Linked DNA regions of Mus musculus: region 1 is linked to region 2. Evidence: chromatin loops called from intact Hi-C (ENCODE). Cell type or tissue: left cerebral cortex. All regions are shown on one strand.

Region 1 (8,000 bases), 600 kb after region 2:
TGCAGCCTGCCCTCCGCGGAGTCCCGGAGCCAAGAAGGCTCCCGCCGGCGCCTGTGCCACAAACCTCTCAGGCCAGGCAGACCCCGTGCTCTCACCAGGAAGGTGGCCGGCTGTCAGAAAATTAAATTTAAGGTTGGTAAACATGGTGGTACTGTTGTTACAGGTGCTGTTAACTACTGTTGTTACAGGTGCTACTGTTACAAGTGGTATCTATAATACCTGCAACCTTCAGATGAGGAGGCCTCTTGGAGGCATTCACCTGTGTTTCTGTAAGGAAGGCAGAGGAAAGGGCTGGGGATAGTGGAGATGGAATAGAATTGTAGGGGTATATCAGTCTATAGGGGAGATCAATCAGTAGGGGAGCGTCTATACTGTCTGAAAAGACGTTAAAGGGCCTATTAACTTCTTTTGGGGGTGAAATAGTACATAGTTCTTTATATTGGGGGCAGTGATTGGGGCAGCTCTTTGATTTGGACAACGGGTAGGTAAATTGGTTCTTTCTCACAATAGTTGGGTACATGCTGTGAGATCTGTAGTAGGGTGATTTTTAGGACGTTGATCTGTGGGACAATGGACCTTGCCAGGAAGCTTGGTTAGGTAGAGCGGGTCTGAATCCCTGGAAACCCGGGTACACACTTAAGATGGCAGGAGGCTTCCTGCTCCCTGCCAGATTCCCAGCCTGGAACATGTGCCACACTTCCCACATAAGGAAATGTGTCCTATGGTCATGTAGGCCCAGAACAGAGTTCTCCATGCTAACGAGGTACCTAGAGACCCTGAGGGCTTAGCCAATAAGCTCCCCTTCCCAAAAATTCCTCCATGCAAAAGGTATTTAATCCTCTGGTCCACTCTGAAAAGTTGGTACACATCCATTTTCCACAGTGAACAACCAGTAAACAGTTTGGAACCAAGGACCGTCTCTTTTATTGAGAACTGTCATGGGGAACATGGAGAAGGCCTTTACCTACAGAGCCGCAGCTTAACTCTCCCACAGAAGGCCTCTCTGCGGTTCCAGACACCTGCCCCTACCTTAGCAAATGAGCTAAGCCAGAGCTCCAGTTTCCTTGGTCTCAGGCTTGTCGCCATCCTCAGCCTGCGGGCCACCAATGGTCCCAGCCTTATCGTGGCCTGTGGACCCCTGATCCTTCATTCCAGGGTCCTCTGTGTGCCACACTAGCAGTGACTAATGTCTGGGGGATCTGGGAACCCCAACTTCTGCTTCCCCATCTTAGTGTTCTATCACTCCCTGAGCAGTGTTTGAGTGCTTACCAAGCCCAGCACCTGGCAGCAGTGCAGGTAGATACAGACAGGAACACCCTTGTTTCTCCTTCCCAGCAGCAAAGTCCAGCGGCCAGTGGGAACAGACTCACATTGATCTTTAGGCTATATGTTGCCTATTGCAGCTAAAACATGCAGAAAATTGGTTTTTTTTCCTAGGGTGTTTGGCTTTGGGTGAGGAAAGCTATTTCTGTCCATGGGTCAGAACTATAAATATTACCAGCACTCATACATCGTGATATCTGAAGTCTCCCAAAACAGAGACTTGGTGTTTGGTGAGTTTTATTCCATGAGATTTTAAAGGGGCACTCATCTCCCTAACCTGGTGGTCGTGGTGGCCACAGTAAGGTTCCCACTGGACAAGGCAACTTAACACACACACACACACACACACACACACACCCCAACTCTTTCAGTGTCGCATCCACCCCGACCAGCAGGAAAGACACAACACCACGTTGTCCTTCTTCAAGCAGGTTTATTCAGGAACACTTAGCATTGCAATGCAGAAACGGGAATCCCTCGAGCAACCCCGGGGCGCACCTTAAATACCCTACTGACTCCTCCCAATCACCCCAGTCACATAATGGCACTCCATAGGTTCACAGCAAGTGATGACACCTCAGGCGAGCTGCGTAGTGCAGGCGGCTGGGCTGTGGCTAAGTCTGAGGTAATGAGGAAGTCAGGCACAGGTCAGAAGACCTGGCAGCTGTCCCGGGTGCCATCTTGGGGCGGTGGCTGCACCCGCTCCTCACATTTCAGGCCTTGAATTTTAAAATTGCTTTTCAGAAATACCTCTTCTTGGTGTACAGGAAACGAATGCTCCTGTTGTTTTGGGTCTTAAGCAAAGCCCAGCAGAAAAGTTTGTTTTCTGACATTAAGGAATTGTGTACTACATCTTTGGATGACCCAAACTCACGAGCAATACGACTGTTTCTTCCACATCTTCTATATTTCACAGGAAACTTTCTTCTAGAATTATTCCTGTTATAGAAGAATTTATCTTTAGGAACTATTTGGTTACAGTTCTTTAGGGAATAACTTGATCTTTCACAGACACAGCAATGGACATTGTGAACATTTATTTCTGTGTCTGCAGTTGTTTTAATCCATCATAAAGAGGTACAAATCTTGTTCTTAATGGTCTAATTAATTTTTTGCATTTACTGTTAGCATTTTCAAAAGCTAAAGATTCAATTAAAAATTCTCTAATAGTTGGAGCTGTGGTCAGTCTTTGTAAAAGGTTCGTTTGAACCCTGGGTTATCTTTGTAAATGATTCAGTTCCTCTCTGTTGTTCAGCCTTGTCCTATGTATTTGAGGCCATAGCTCATTATTGCTTGCTTGCTTGTCTGTCTGTCCGTCCTCCCTCCCTCCCTCCCCCTCCCTCCCCCCCTCTCTCTCCTGTGCCCAATGATCCCATTCAAGCTTGTTTTTTTTCCTTTTTTAAAATTTATTTTTTTATACTCCATATTTTATTCCCACCCCCACCCCCGTCCACCCTACTGTTCCACATCCCACACCTCCTCTCCACCCCTTCTCCATGTGGATGTCCCCATCCCCACCCCTCCTGACCTCTAAACTCCCTGGGGCTTCCAGTCTCTTGAGGGTTAGGTGCATCATCTCTGAATGAACCCAGACTCGGAAGTCCTCTACTGTATGTGTGTGGTGAACTCTTATCAGCTGCTGTAAGCTGCCTGTTTCGTGGTCCAGTGTATGAGAGATCTCGGGGGTCCAGATTAATTGAGACTGCTGGTCCTTCTATAGGATCACCCTTCTCCTCAGCTTCTTTCAGCCTTCTGTAATTCAACAACAGGGGTCAGCTGCTTCTGTCCATTGGTTGGGTGTAAATATCTGCATCTGACTCTTTCAGCTGCTTGTTGGGTCTTAAACCTTTTAAAATCCTGAGCCTCTATAGGTTGCCATTCAAATGTGTGGTAACCATATGGATTTCCTTCATTTCCTTCCAAGTTCCTTCTCAAGGCTGGGAAATCATTTTAGGGTTTTGTTCTGGCCTTACTTTCTCACTCTGTCTTATAACTACTTCAAGTTTACTCATATTTTTTTTGTAAATTTTCTTCCAAGACTTGTCTCCAGTTTTTATTATTTTTATTTTCTTGTATCTTTATTATCTTAATCTCCCCCTAAATTTTGCTTATACATGTCTCTAAAATTCCCTGTAATGTTTGTTTCCCTATCTTTACTATTTTAGTATCCTCCTCAGTTTTGTTTACAAATGTCTCTAATTTTCCTTTAATGTTCTAACATTGCCTTCACTCTCTCTTATAAAAATTTTTAATCCTTTTTCTAAGACTTTGGTTTTTGATAAGATGTAGCAAACTGAAACATTAGTAGGATAAGAGTGAAACTTAACAATGTAATAATTATATTTAGCAAGGTGTTGATTTCCTGTAAAAATGTATTTATTAAATCTGTTTTTCCTTTCTCAGCCCCTGCTCCTGGCATGACAACTCTGAGACTGTTTATAATTAAAAATACCTAGGCCATAGGCTTTGGCTCATTTCCTGACTAGCTCGTAAGTTATTTAACCTACTCAAACTATTCTGTGTCTGTCACTTGATTAGTTATCTCTCCTTCAGTCCTGGCCTGCATCCTTGCGTTTTCCTCGGTGGCTCCCTGAGTTCAGCTACCTGCTATGTCCGTCTCCCTATCCGTTTCCTGGAATCTCCTCCCACGTGGCTCCCTGCATCCTCTTTTATTCTCTCCCTATTTCCTAGAATCCTCTCTCTTTCTGACAGTGTCCCACCTCACATTTCCTGCCTCAGCTCATTGGCCATCAGCTTTTTTATTGACAGGTGATATTCATAACAGATTCTCTTTACGATTTTCTCTAGACTTTTCCATCCATTCTGAGCCGTTTTAAATGAGCACTACATAAGCACCCAAAAAGTCTTTATTATGTTTGTCATCTTTATGCTCATCTCCATTGCTCTCTGAAATTATCTACTTCAACCCCCTATTACCTGATCCCAAGTTTCCTGTGTCTTTGTCTCCCTCTTGTGTTCGATTTAGGATACTGTAGTGGTATCTGATTCTCTTAGAGGTTGATTGCAGAAAAAACTCAGCTTCTGAGCCTCTGCTGTTTTCCATTTCCTATGTGTGACCTGTTATGGCTTTTCCTCAATTGGAAAATTGGCCCAAACCCTATCCCATGCCCGTGTGTGGCTGACTCAAGGCATGGATGCTGACTGCAGCCCACTGCATGTGCACTTGATTTCAGGATTCAGTTGACACCGTGCAGGTGGCTGGGAGAATGGGGTTTGGCTGTCCACTTAGATGTGGGGACACAGATAAGTGAGCATGAGGGGGCGAGAGCACAGGAATTCAAGCATGGGCAGAGATGCCCCCTGTGCCTGTGAGAAATGCGTTGCGAAGTCAGCTCCTCCCCTGTTTCAGCTGCTCATCCTCAGCTGCAGAGGCTGCATTTCTGGCAATAATGGCCCCCAAACCAATTAGTCTCAGTCCTGTGCCCAAGCAGCCCCCAACTTTCTTGGGTTACAGCTTGGGCCTCTACTCAGCTCAATTTACTTAGGGTGTGCAGCTACACCCCCTTTTTAAAAATCATTTTATTCATTTACCTTTCAGATGATATCCCCCTTCCCAGTTACCCCTCCACAAACCCCCATCCTATCCCTCCTCTCCTCCCTCCCCTTGCCTCTATGAGGGTGCTCCTCTAGCCATTCACCTGCCTCACTGCTTTAGCTGTCCCCTGTGCTGGGGCACCGAACCTCCACAGGACCAAGGACCACCCCTCCCACTGATGTCAAATAAGACCCTCCTCTGTTATATATGTATCTGGAGCTATGGATTTCTCCATGTGTACTCTTTGGTTGGTGGTTTAGTTCTGGGTGGCCCAGTTAGTTAATATTTTTCTTCCTATGGGGTTGCAGTTCCCTTCAGCTTCTTCATTCCTTCCCCTAGTACTTCCATTGTGGTCTCCAGGCTCAGTCCAATGGTTGTCTGAGTATCTGCATCTGTATTGGTCAGGTGCTGGAAGAACCTCACAGAGAACAGCCATACCAAGCTGCTGAAAGCAAGCTCTTTGTGGCATCAGCAATAGTTTAGGGGGTTGGTGTCTGAAGATGGGATAGATAGATCCCTAGGTGGGGTGGTCTCTCCTTCAGTCTGTGCTCCACTTTTTTTTTTGTCCCTGTCTTTCCATTGTATTGTCAGCTCTTTGCCGGCAGGTAGCTTCGAGGAGAGAAGCCCAGACCTGTCAGGTCTCTCCAGGGCTGAGCAGGATGGTGAGAGTTGGACACCGGAGAAGAACCACATGTGGCAGCAATTTGTTTATATAAACAGGGCAAAGAGGTGGGGATAGAAATATGGGGTGAGATGACGAGGTGTGTGGGGTGATCTCACAGGGCTTATCAGGAATTTATACATCCGTGGTAGCTAGTCAGAAGCAGTCTCATTCAGGTCTATAGGTCATTCTGGAGTAGAAGCGAATGACAGGTCTCGAAAATCAAGCCAGGCTCAGGTTTGTCCTCAAGGCCAAATAGGGCCCATCATTGAATAGGAACATTTCTGGGTTAAAACTTTTGAGATGGAGGGTGCCCCCATCCCTCAACTGGGGCTGTGCCTATCTACTGCAGGTGGTCTATGTAGGTTGTATCTCCCCTTTGTTGGGTATTTTGGCTAAAGTCATCACTGTTGGGTCCTGGGAGCCTCTCACTTCCTGGAGTCTGGGACTTTTCTAGTGGCTACCCCCAGTTCACATCCCCCACTGCTACATGTTTCTATTCAATTTCCTAACCCTCTCTACTTCTCTCCTGTCCCTTCCAATACCTGCCCCTGATTTTTTCACTCCCCCTCCTCCCTGCCTCCCACATCCCTCCCTCCTTCTACCTCCTGTGATTGTTTTCTTCCAGGTTCTATGTAGGATTTTAGCAACTACACTTTAGTCTTCCTTCTTACGCTCCATATGGTTTATATGTTGTATTGTGGGTGGTCTGATATTTTTAACTAAAATCCACTTATTAGTGAGTACATACCATGTGTGCGCTCTTGTGTCTGGGTTTCCTCAATCAGGATAATTTATAGTTTCATCCATTTGCCTGCAAATTTCACGAAGTCATTGTTTTTAATAGCTGAGTAGTACTCCATTGTGTAAATGTATCCATTCCTCTGTTGAGGGGCATCTGGGTTCTTTCCAGCTTCTGGCTATAATAATAAGGCTGCTATAAACGTACTGGAGCATGTGTGCTTGTTATATGTTGGAGCGTCTTTTGAGTATATGCCCAGTAGTAGTACAGATGGGTCTTCAGATGGAACAATTTTCTCAGGAACTGTCAGATTGGTTTCCTGAGTGGTTCCTTATTACAAGTTGGATCATCTTCTGGGTTTATGCCAAGGAGTGGTATTGCTGGATCTTCTGATAGTGCTATATCCAATTTTCTGAGGAACCGCCAAACTGATTTCCAGAGTGGTTGTACCAGCTTGCAATCCTACCAGCAGTGGAGGAGTGTTCCTCTTTCTCCACATCCTTGACAGCATCTGCTGTTACCTGAGGATAACTCCTATTTCTTATCATTTGTTATAGCTGAATAAATAGTGAAGTCAATTCAGAATCATCTTGAATAAGTTCAGCAGTCTCTATGTATAAAACAACCCTTCCTGCATATTGAGAGTCAGTTACTATATTAAGAGACTCTTGAAAAATCTGACTACACCATGAGTATTTCATATAATGCAGATTATTGAACTGATTTATAAGGATTATCAGCCACCATACGTACATCTTCCGATTTATATCATGCCCTACCTGATGTATTGGCTTTAGTATAAAATGTAGGGGCTTCAGATATTGGAGTTCCCTTTATTATATGAGAGAGAATCCAATTAGTTCTTTTTATGAACTGGAGTCCCTTGCTTTTAGAGTATCTGTTGTTAGTCTCTCCCAAGAAATCACTGCATGCTCTTTGTCAGTGTTCATCACAGGCCCGTAAGAGGCCATCTCTGCATTAGTAAAAGGCACCACAATTTCAGCTGGATCCATCCTGACTACTAATTATCAAAGTCTCATTTTTCCTTTTAGTATCAATTCAGAGACCTTCTCAATGTAGGTTTTTAGTTTCTTACTCTGTTTATGTGCTAAAAAATACCCATTCTAAGACACAATCTTTCCTCTGCATGAGAATTCCTGAAGGGGAATGAGTAGAAGGTAAGATGACTAAGATATAGGCCATCTTTGGATCAATACAATCTAGATGTGTATCCTGCAATTTCCTTTCTACCAAATCTAACTCCTTCTCAGCCTTGGCTGATAATTTCCTGGGGATATTTAAATCTTTGTCATGTTGTAAGGTTTGAAATAAATTGCTTAGCTTTTGAGTGGCCAAGCCAATCACACGTCACAGCCAGTTAATATCTTCCAGTATCTTCTGAAAATCATTAAGGATCCTTAATTGGTTTCTTCTGATGTCCACTTTTTGTGGCCTAACCTTTTGCAGACCTATTCTATCCCCTAGATAATTAACAGATTCCCCTCTTTGTATTGTTTCAGGAGTGATTTGCAATCCCCAGCAAGGCAGAAAATTTTCTACTTTATCAAACATTCTTTCCAGGATATTTATATTTGGATCTGCCAATAGTATGTCATCCATAAAATGATAAATAATGGGTTAGGGAAATTGTTTGCAAATCATCTCCACTGGGTGTTGTACAAAATATTGACACAAGGTAGGACGATTTAACATTGTTT
Region 2 (8,000 bases):
TCTTGTGGAATTTTTAGGATCACTTATATATACTATCATATCATCTGCAAATAGTGATATTTTGACTTCTTCCTTTCCAATTTGTATCCCCTTGATCTCCTTTTGTTGTCGAATTGCTCTGGCTAGGACTTCAAGTACAATGTTGAATAGGTAGGGACAATGTGGGCAGCCTTGTCTAGTCCCTGATTATAGTGTGATTGCTTCCATCTTCTCTCCCTTTACTTTGATGTTGGCTACTGGTTTGCTGTATATTGCTTTTATTATGTTTAGGTATGGGCCTTGAATTCCTCATCTTTCCATGACTTTTATCATGAAGGGGTGTTGGATTTTGTCAAATGCTTTCTCAGCATCTAAGGAGATGATCATGTGATTTTTGTCTTTGAGTTTGTTTATATAGAGGATTACGTTGATGGATTTCTGTATATCAAACCATGCCTGCATCCTTAGGATGAAGCCTACTTGGTCATGATGGATAATCGTTTTGATGTGTTCTTTGATTCAGATTGCGAGGATTTTATTGAGTATACTTGCAACGATTCATAAGGGAAATTGGTCTGCAGTTCTCTTTCTTTGTTGGATCTTTGTATGGTTTAGGTATCAGAGTAATTGTGGCTTCATAGAATGAATTGGGTAGAGAACCTTCTGTTTCTATTTTGTGGAATAGTTTGAGGAGAGTTGGAATTAGGTCTTCTTTGAAGGTCTGATAGAACTCTGCACTACACCCATTGGGTCCTGGGCTTTTTTTGGTTGGGAGACTGTTAATGACCACTTCTATTTCTTTAGGGGATATGAGATAGTTCATATTATTAATATGATCCTGATTTAACGTTGGTACCTGGTATCTGTCCAGGAAGTTGTTCATTTCATCCAGAATTAATATAGTAAAAATTGCTATCCTGCGGAAAGCAATCTACAGATTCAATACAATCCCCATCAAAATCCCAACTCAATTCTTTGCTGAGTTAGAAAGGGCAATTTGCAAATTCATCTGGAATAACAAAAAACCTAGGATAGCAAAAACTATTCTCAACAATAAAAGAAACTCTAGTGGGACCACCATGTTTGACCTCAAGCTGTACTACAGAGCAATTGTGATTAAAAACTGCATGGTACTGGTTCAGCGAAAAACATGTAGATCAATGGAACAGAATTGAAGAACCAGAAATGAATCCACAAGCCTATGGTCATTTGATCTTTGACAAGGGAGCTAAAACCATCCAGTGGAAAAATGATGGCATTTTCATCAATTGGTGCTGGCACAACTGGCGGTTTTCATGTAGAACAATGTGAATTGATCCTTTCTTATCTCCTTGTACAAAGATCAAGTCTAACTGGATCAAAGAACGCCACATAAAACAGGAGACACAGAAATGTATAGAGGAGAAAGTAGGGGAAAGTCTCGAAGATATGGGCACAGGGGGGAAAAATCCCTAAAGAGAACAGCAATGGCTTGTGCTGTAAGATCAAGAATTTACAAATGGGATCTCATAAAATTACAAAGCTTCTGTAAGGCAAAAGACACTGTCAATAAGATAAAAAGGCCACCAACAGATTGGGAAAGGATTTTTACCAATCCTAAATCAGATAGAGGACTAATATCCAATATATACAAAGAGCTGGACTCCAGAAATTCAAATAACCATATTTAAAATGGGGTTGAGAGCTATACAAAGAATTCTCAACTGAGGAATACCGAATGACTGAGAAGCACCTGAAAAAATGTTCAACATCCTTAATCATCAGGGAAATGCAAATCAAAACAACCCTGAGATTCCACCTCACACCAGTCAGAATGGTTAACATCAAAAATTCAGGAGACAGCAGATGCTGGTGAGAATGTGGAGAAAGAGGAACACTCTTCCATTGCTGGTGGGATTGCAACCTTGTACAACCACTCTAGAAATCAGTCTGGCGATTCCTCAGAAAATTGGACATAGTACTACCGGTGGATCCAGCAATACCTCTCCTGGGCATATATCCAGAAGATGTTCCAACTGGTAATAAGGACACATGCTCCACTATGTTCATAGCAGCCTTATTTATAATAGCCAGAAGTTGGAAAGAACTCAGATGTCCCTCAACAGAGGAATGGATACAGAAAATGTGGTACATTTACACAATGGAGTACTACTCAGCTATTAAAAACAATGAATTTATGAAATTCTCAGAAAAATGGATGACTCTGGAGGATATCATCCTCAGTGAGGTAACCAAATCTCAAAAGAACTCATGTGATATGCACTCACTGATAAGTGGATATTAGCCCAGAAACTTAGAATACCCAAGATACAATTTGCAAAACACAAAAAAAAAAAAAAATCAAGAAGGAAGACCAAAGTGTGGATACTTCATTTTTCCTTAGAAAAGGGAACAAAATACACATGGAAGGAGTTACAGAGACAAAGTTTGGAGCTGAGACAAAAGGATGGACCATCCAGAAACTACCCCACCCGGGGATCCATCCCATAATCAGCCACTAAACCCAGACACTATTGCATATGCCAGCAAGATTTTGCTAAAAGGACCCTGGTATAGCTGTCTCTTGTGAGGCTATGCCAGTGCCTGGCAAATACAGAAGTGGATGCACATAGTCATCTATAGGATGGAACACAGGGCCCCCAATGGAGGAGCTAGAGAAAGTACCCAAGGAGCGGAAAGGGTCTGTAACCCTATAGGAGGAACAACAATATGAACTAACCAGTACCCCTGTAGCTCGTGTCTCTAGCTGCATGTGTAGCAGAAGATGGCCTGGTCGGCCATCACAGGGAAGAGAGGCCCCTTGGTCTTGTAAACTTTATATGACCTAGTCCGGGGGAACACCAGGGCCAAGAAGTGGGAGTGAGAGGGTAGGGGAACAGGGTGGGGGTAGGATATAGGGAAATTTCAGGATAGCATTTGAAATGTAAATAAAGAAAATAACTAATAAAAAAAAGCTAAAAAAAAAAAAAACCCGAAGTAAGCAAATTTCAGCTGGAAAGCAAGTATCTATGGACTGCCTGGACTAAACTATGCGTCTCAAAGTTCACGTCAACATTCTATTCTTCAGTATGACCATACTCAATGGCAGTCTCTGTTTGGAGATAATTAAGTTTAAATGAGGACAGAAGAGTCCTGCTCCCATCTGACAGAACTATGATCTTACAAAGAGAAGCGCCTGGTGTGGTGGTGCAAACCTTTATTTTCAGCACTCAGAGGCAAAAAGCAGCTGGATCTCTGTTAGCTGAAGTCCAGCCTGGTCTACATAGTGAGTTCCATGCTAGTTAGAGTGGTATGCTATTGCAAAATAAATACAAAAGAAGAAGAAGAAGAAGAAGAAGAAGAAGAAGAAGAAGAAGAAGAAGAAGGAAGAAGAAGGAGAAGAAGAAGGAGAAGAAGAAGAAGGAAGAAGAAGGAGAAGGAGAAGGAGAAGGAGAAGAAGAAGAAGAAGAAGAAGAAGAAGAAGAAGAAGAAGAAGGAAGAAGAAGAAGAAGAAGAAGAAGAAGAAGAAGAAGAAGAAGAAGAAGAAGAAGAAGAAGGAAGAAGAAGGAGAAGAAGAAGGAGAAGAAGAAGAAGGAAGAAGAAGGAGAAGGAGAAGGAGAAGGAGAAGATGATGATGATGATAGTGGAATGAAAATGAACAAAGTATGTGATATGCATTATGAAAACATTACATGAAACTCGTTTGTTTAATTACTATAGGCTAAAAGAAATAAGAAAAGGGGACTAAGGATGACCTGGCAGTTAGGAGCACATGCGTTCCCTAAGCCCAAGAGTCTGAAAGGGTGGGGTCCACCCTGGGATCTGGGATCTAAGGCTTACAATGCTCTGTAGCTCCTGTTAAAGGTGAATCTGCCGCTGCCATCTCACCCCCAGAGACACCTGCACACACACACACACACACACACACACACACACACACACACACACACACCAAATCGAATTCTACAATCAACTTAAAAATAGTTATGATAAAAACCTAAAAAATTGGAATCACTTGAGTTATTATACTCGTCTCTCACTCAGGAGAACGCAACAGGTTTTGCCACTGAGGCAGCAGCCCAAGTACTCTGCAAATGCTGGAGCATCCCTCACCGCGGCCGGTTGGTGGCGACAGAGCTCCTCACCTGTCCTCTCTGCCCATCTTAGTCACCACGCCACACTCTTGTATCTCCGATAGGGAGAAAACAACAACAACAACAACAACAACAACAACAACAAACCCAGCGCAGCTACAAGGACCACTGGGCAGAGTTAGAAAAATCTAGGAAATCTCGCCCATAGCTTGCGGCCCTAACACAGAAAAGATCTTTCCGAGAGACCATTGGTCCAGCCGTTTGCCACTCTATGAATTGTGGGTAATGTAGTTTCCTTAGCTCCTCCACCTTCTCAGTCGGTCTCAGTGGCAATTTTATGCATACCAATCAGGATTCTGGAAACTGCTAAAAGTATAAGAATAATAATCCACTCACGGAAAAGCGCAGGATTGGGATAAACAACGTCTAGGATCGAGTTCCGGTCCTGTGTGATAAGAAGGACCCCTGGCGTTATCTCAAATAAGCCTTAGATTCCAGATCCCAGGGTGGACCCCACCCTTTCAGACTCTTGGGCTTAGGGAACTGCAGCAGAAAATACAGAGTAGAAAGAAAAAAAAAAAAAAAAAGACTTAGAACTGTTTGAGTCATATGGCATCAGTAAGACCAACCAAACCAAACAACAACAATCTGATGTTTTGGAGTCTCTTGGGATCTCTTCATATCTATGAACTGGTAAAGTAGAGCTGGGTGAGGACTGGGTGTCTGGAGGGAGAAGCTGGATTTGGAGCCATCTGTAGCTGTTCAGAATGCGATTAATATGGCTGTGCATTACCCCTAAGACGATGTTTGCGATCTTTATCTTTCGTTCGTTCTTTTTTAAATATTTATTTTTATCTCTATGTGTACCCACGCAGGCCAGAAGAGGGTGTCAGATCCCCCAGAGCGGGGGTAAAGGTCAGGCATTAGCAGTCTAACAGAAGTGCTAGGGACTGAACTTGGGTACACTGGTTGACCTCTTAACTGCTGAGACATCTCTTCAGCCTCTTAAGATTTTCTCAAGTGCTGGTTTGGAGGTTCTAGCAGGAGAGAGCAGCTACTCACATACTCTTCATCAAATACTGGTCTTTCTCTGCTAGGAAATGTTTTCTTCTTGGACCAAGCTCACACAATGTTCCATATTTTTCCTGATGCTGTGAACCACAATGGACTCAATTAATTTAAACCCATCTTGAAGTTTTTAAATATAAGTTACCTTAACTGAAATCACTAGTATAAGTAAAATACATTCTCCAAAAAAAGATCGGAATACTTATGTTCTTTGTAGCTTTATTAATAGTCTTCAATTAGCAATTAGCCACTTGGCCATTAACACATGACCACTGACTTGTCCACAGAATTCTGGATAACAATAAAAATTATGTGTTCATATAGGTAACAGTAATGAGCCAATTATCCAATATGGAAATAATTAGAAAACAGTGTGGACACTTCGCCTCTTCTTAGAATTGGGAACAAAACACCCATGGAAGGACTTACAGACACAAAGTTCGGAGCTGAGACGAAAGGATGGACCATCCAGAGACTGCCCCACCCGGGGATCCGTCCCATAATCAGCCACCAAACCCAGACACTATTGCATACACCAGCAAGATTTTGCTGAAAGGACCCTGATATAGCTGTCTCTTGTGAGACTATGCTGGGCCTCGCAAACACATAAGTGGATGCTCACAGTCAGCTATTGGATGGAACACAGGGCCCCAATGGAGGAGCTAGAGAAAGTACCTAAGGAGCTGAAGGGGTCTGCAACCCTATAGGTGAAACAATATGAACTAACCAGTAACCCCGGAGCTCGTGTCTCCAGCTGCAATGGTAGCAGAAGATGGCCTAGTCGGCCATCTTTGGGAAGAGAGGCCCCTTGGTCTTGCAAACTTTATATGCCCCAGTACAGGGGAAACACCAGGACCAAGAAGTAGGAGTGGGTGGGTAGGGGAGCATGGCGAGGGGAAGGATATAGGAGACTTTCAGGATAGCATTTGAAATGTAAATGAATACCTAATTTAAAAAAAAAAAGAAATTTGTAAAATATTTGGAAGAAAAAAAAACAGGCAAACACTTTCAGATTCTGTTCAAATAAAATTATAAGAGCTACAAATTAAACCATTTTGAAAGTAAGCAAATCACCAAATACCTAAAACCCCACGGAAAACATAATACAAGAGCAGAAAAATTCTGGATTGAAACATTATTGATATCATGATGGTTTTAAGGTTTTATAACCTGTTCAATGCTTATACCATAAAAAATTGTACACACAAATGCACATCTGCTATACATCAGTGTGTTAATTTTGCATAACCAAAGGAATGATTTACATTGGTTCAGTTTCAAAGGCTTTCAGTCTGTCAAAATGGAGGATATGGGGGTGTGGTAGGGTGCAGCTTAGCTCAAGGCAACAAACAGGAACACATGGGGAAGGCTGCTCACAACATGGTATTAAGCAGACTGGCAGCAACAACTGGGGGCTTGGTTCTCAACCTTCCTAGTGCTGTCACCCTTTAATATGTACCTCATGTTGTGGTGACCTGCAACCATAAAACTATTTTGTTGCGACTTCATAACAATAATTTTGCTACTATTCTGAACTGTATTATAAATTATGTGACTACCAAAGGGGTCACATACGGTTCCAAAGGGGTTGAGAATTGCTGAACTAGGGGTTGGTATAACTTTCAACACCTGCTTTTAATCACCAACTCCTGCTCACTTTTGCCACAACTCCAAAGATTCCACTGCTTGCCAATGTAGCAAGGTTTTTAAAACGTGAGAGGCAATTCAGATTCAAACCATAAAATCCCATTCCTGGCTCCCAGAGGCTCACAGCTCTCTTATGATGCAAAAAAAAAAAAAAAAAAAAAAAAAAAAAAAAAATTCATTTCCCCCAACTTCAACAGTCTTATTTATGTCTTAACAGTTTCAATACTGTTCAGAGGCCCCTTTCTTATGTGAGCAAAGGTTAAACTCTAAACTGAGCAAAGTAAAACCAAAAAGGGGGGGGTTGTAAATCCAAAATAACAGTGGCACAGACTAAACATACCTACTTCAAAAGGGAAGAATTGGGCCACAGAAGGGAGGGATGGAAACTAAGGAGAGCAACAAACAATATGGAAAAAACCCAAATTCTGTAGCACTACTTCTGGGATCAGGATCACTTGAGATCTAATAGGCTTGAGTATGCCTAACCCTGAGGCCTTGTCACATACCACCCAGCATCTCGGGCTATGCCTGGAATTGGTGGAAGCCTCTACACACTCCTCTGTAACTTATATCCTGCCTGCCTGTAAAAGGAGCACCACGTTAGTGCTACAAACACTGCCAGCTCAAGCAGAAACACAGGTTCACTGATCCACAGCTGAAGTGGCCTACATAGGGGTAACTGGACCCAGGAAAGAATTTCCACAAGAATGTTGTTTTAAACAAATTAAAAAATTATATCTGTATTATTATTTTTTAGATGTAAGAGTACTCTGCCTGCACATACACTGACATACAGAAGAGGGCATCAGATCCCTTTATAAATGGTTGTGAGCTACCATGTGGTTGCTGGGAATCAAATTCAGGACCTCTGGAAGAGCAGCTAGTGTCCTTAACTGCTGAGCCATCAAGGTATTTTTTTTTTCTATGCCCTTAGTACAAAATACTTAGTTTCTTTTAACAGTGTGGTCTCCATTAGTAACTATGGCTTTTTTGTTTGTAACTCCAACACATTCTGTTCCTGGCAAAACTGCATTTGAATCTTTCTGATCTGCTTTTTGCTGATATTTCTCACTATAAATCTGGCTATAAGTCACACCCTGAATTCAGACTTAGTTAAGATTTCAGGACATAAGATAAAGGCAAATTATTTCCAAGAATGCAACATCTACAGTCTCTAGAGTAATCCACAGGTAATATTCTCATATAAAACCCCACCTCTCAATTATCAAAGCC

What was found. Hi-C counts contacts between places; a loop is a spot of excess contacts. Peaks named below come from ENCODE experiments on the same cell type or tissue, not always from the same donor. Only the 100,000 strongest peaks of a DNase experiment are listed, where the experiment ranks them.
Region 1: it touches region 2 in a loop (2.3-fold over the local background); 5 of 42 quality-filtered maps call a loop at or near these places.

Annotation. Positions count from the first base shown.
Region 1 is chr7:6,582,851-6,590,850 of GRCm38, reverse strand. No RefSeq gene overlaps it. Among named protein-coding and RNA genes, the nearest start is that of Olfr1350, 17 kb to the right of the region's middle. In left cerebral cortex, a CTCF peak has its summit at 4,292 (motif pointing left); a DNase peak (open chromatin) is centred at 4,303.
Region 2 is chr7:7,184,571-7,192,570 of GRCm38, reverse strand. No RefSeq gene overlaps it. Among named protein-coding and RNA genes, the nearest start is that of Zfp418, 17 kb to the right of the region's middle. In left cerebral cortex, CTCF peaks have their summits at 4,077, 4,939 (motif pointing right) and 7,575 (motif pointing right); DNase peaks (open chromatin) are centred at 4,102, 4,318 and 4,934; H3K4me3 peaks cover 839 bases; H3K27ac peaks cover 256 bases.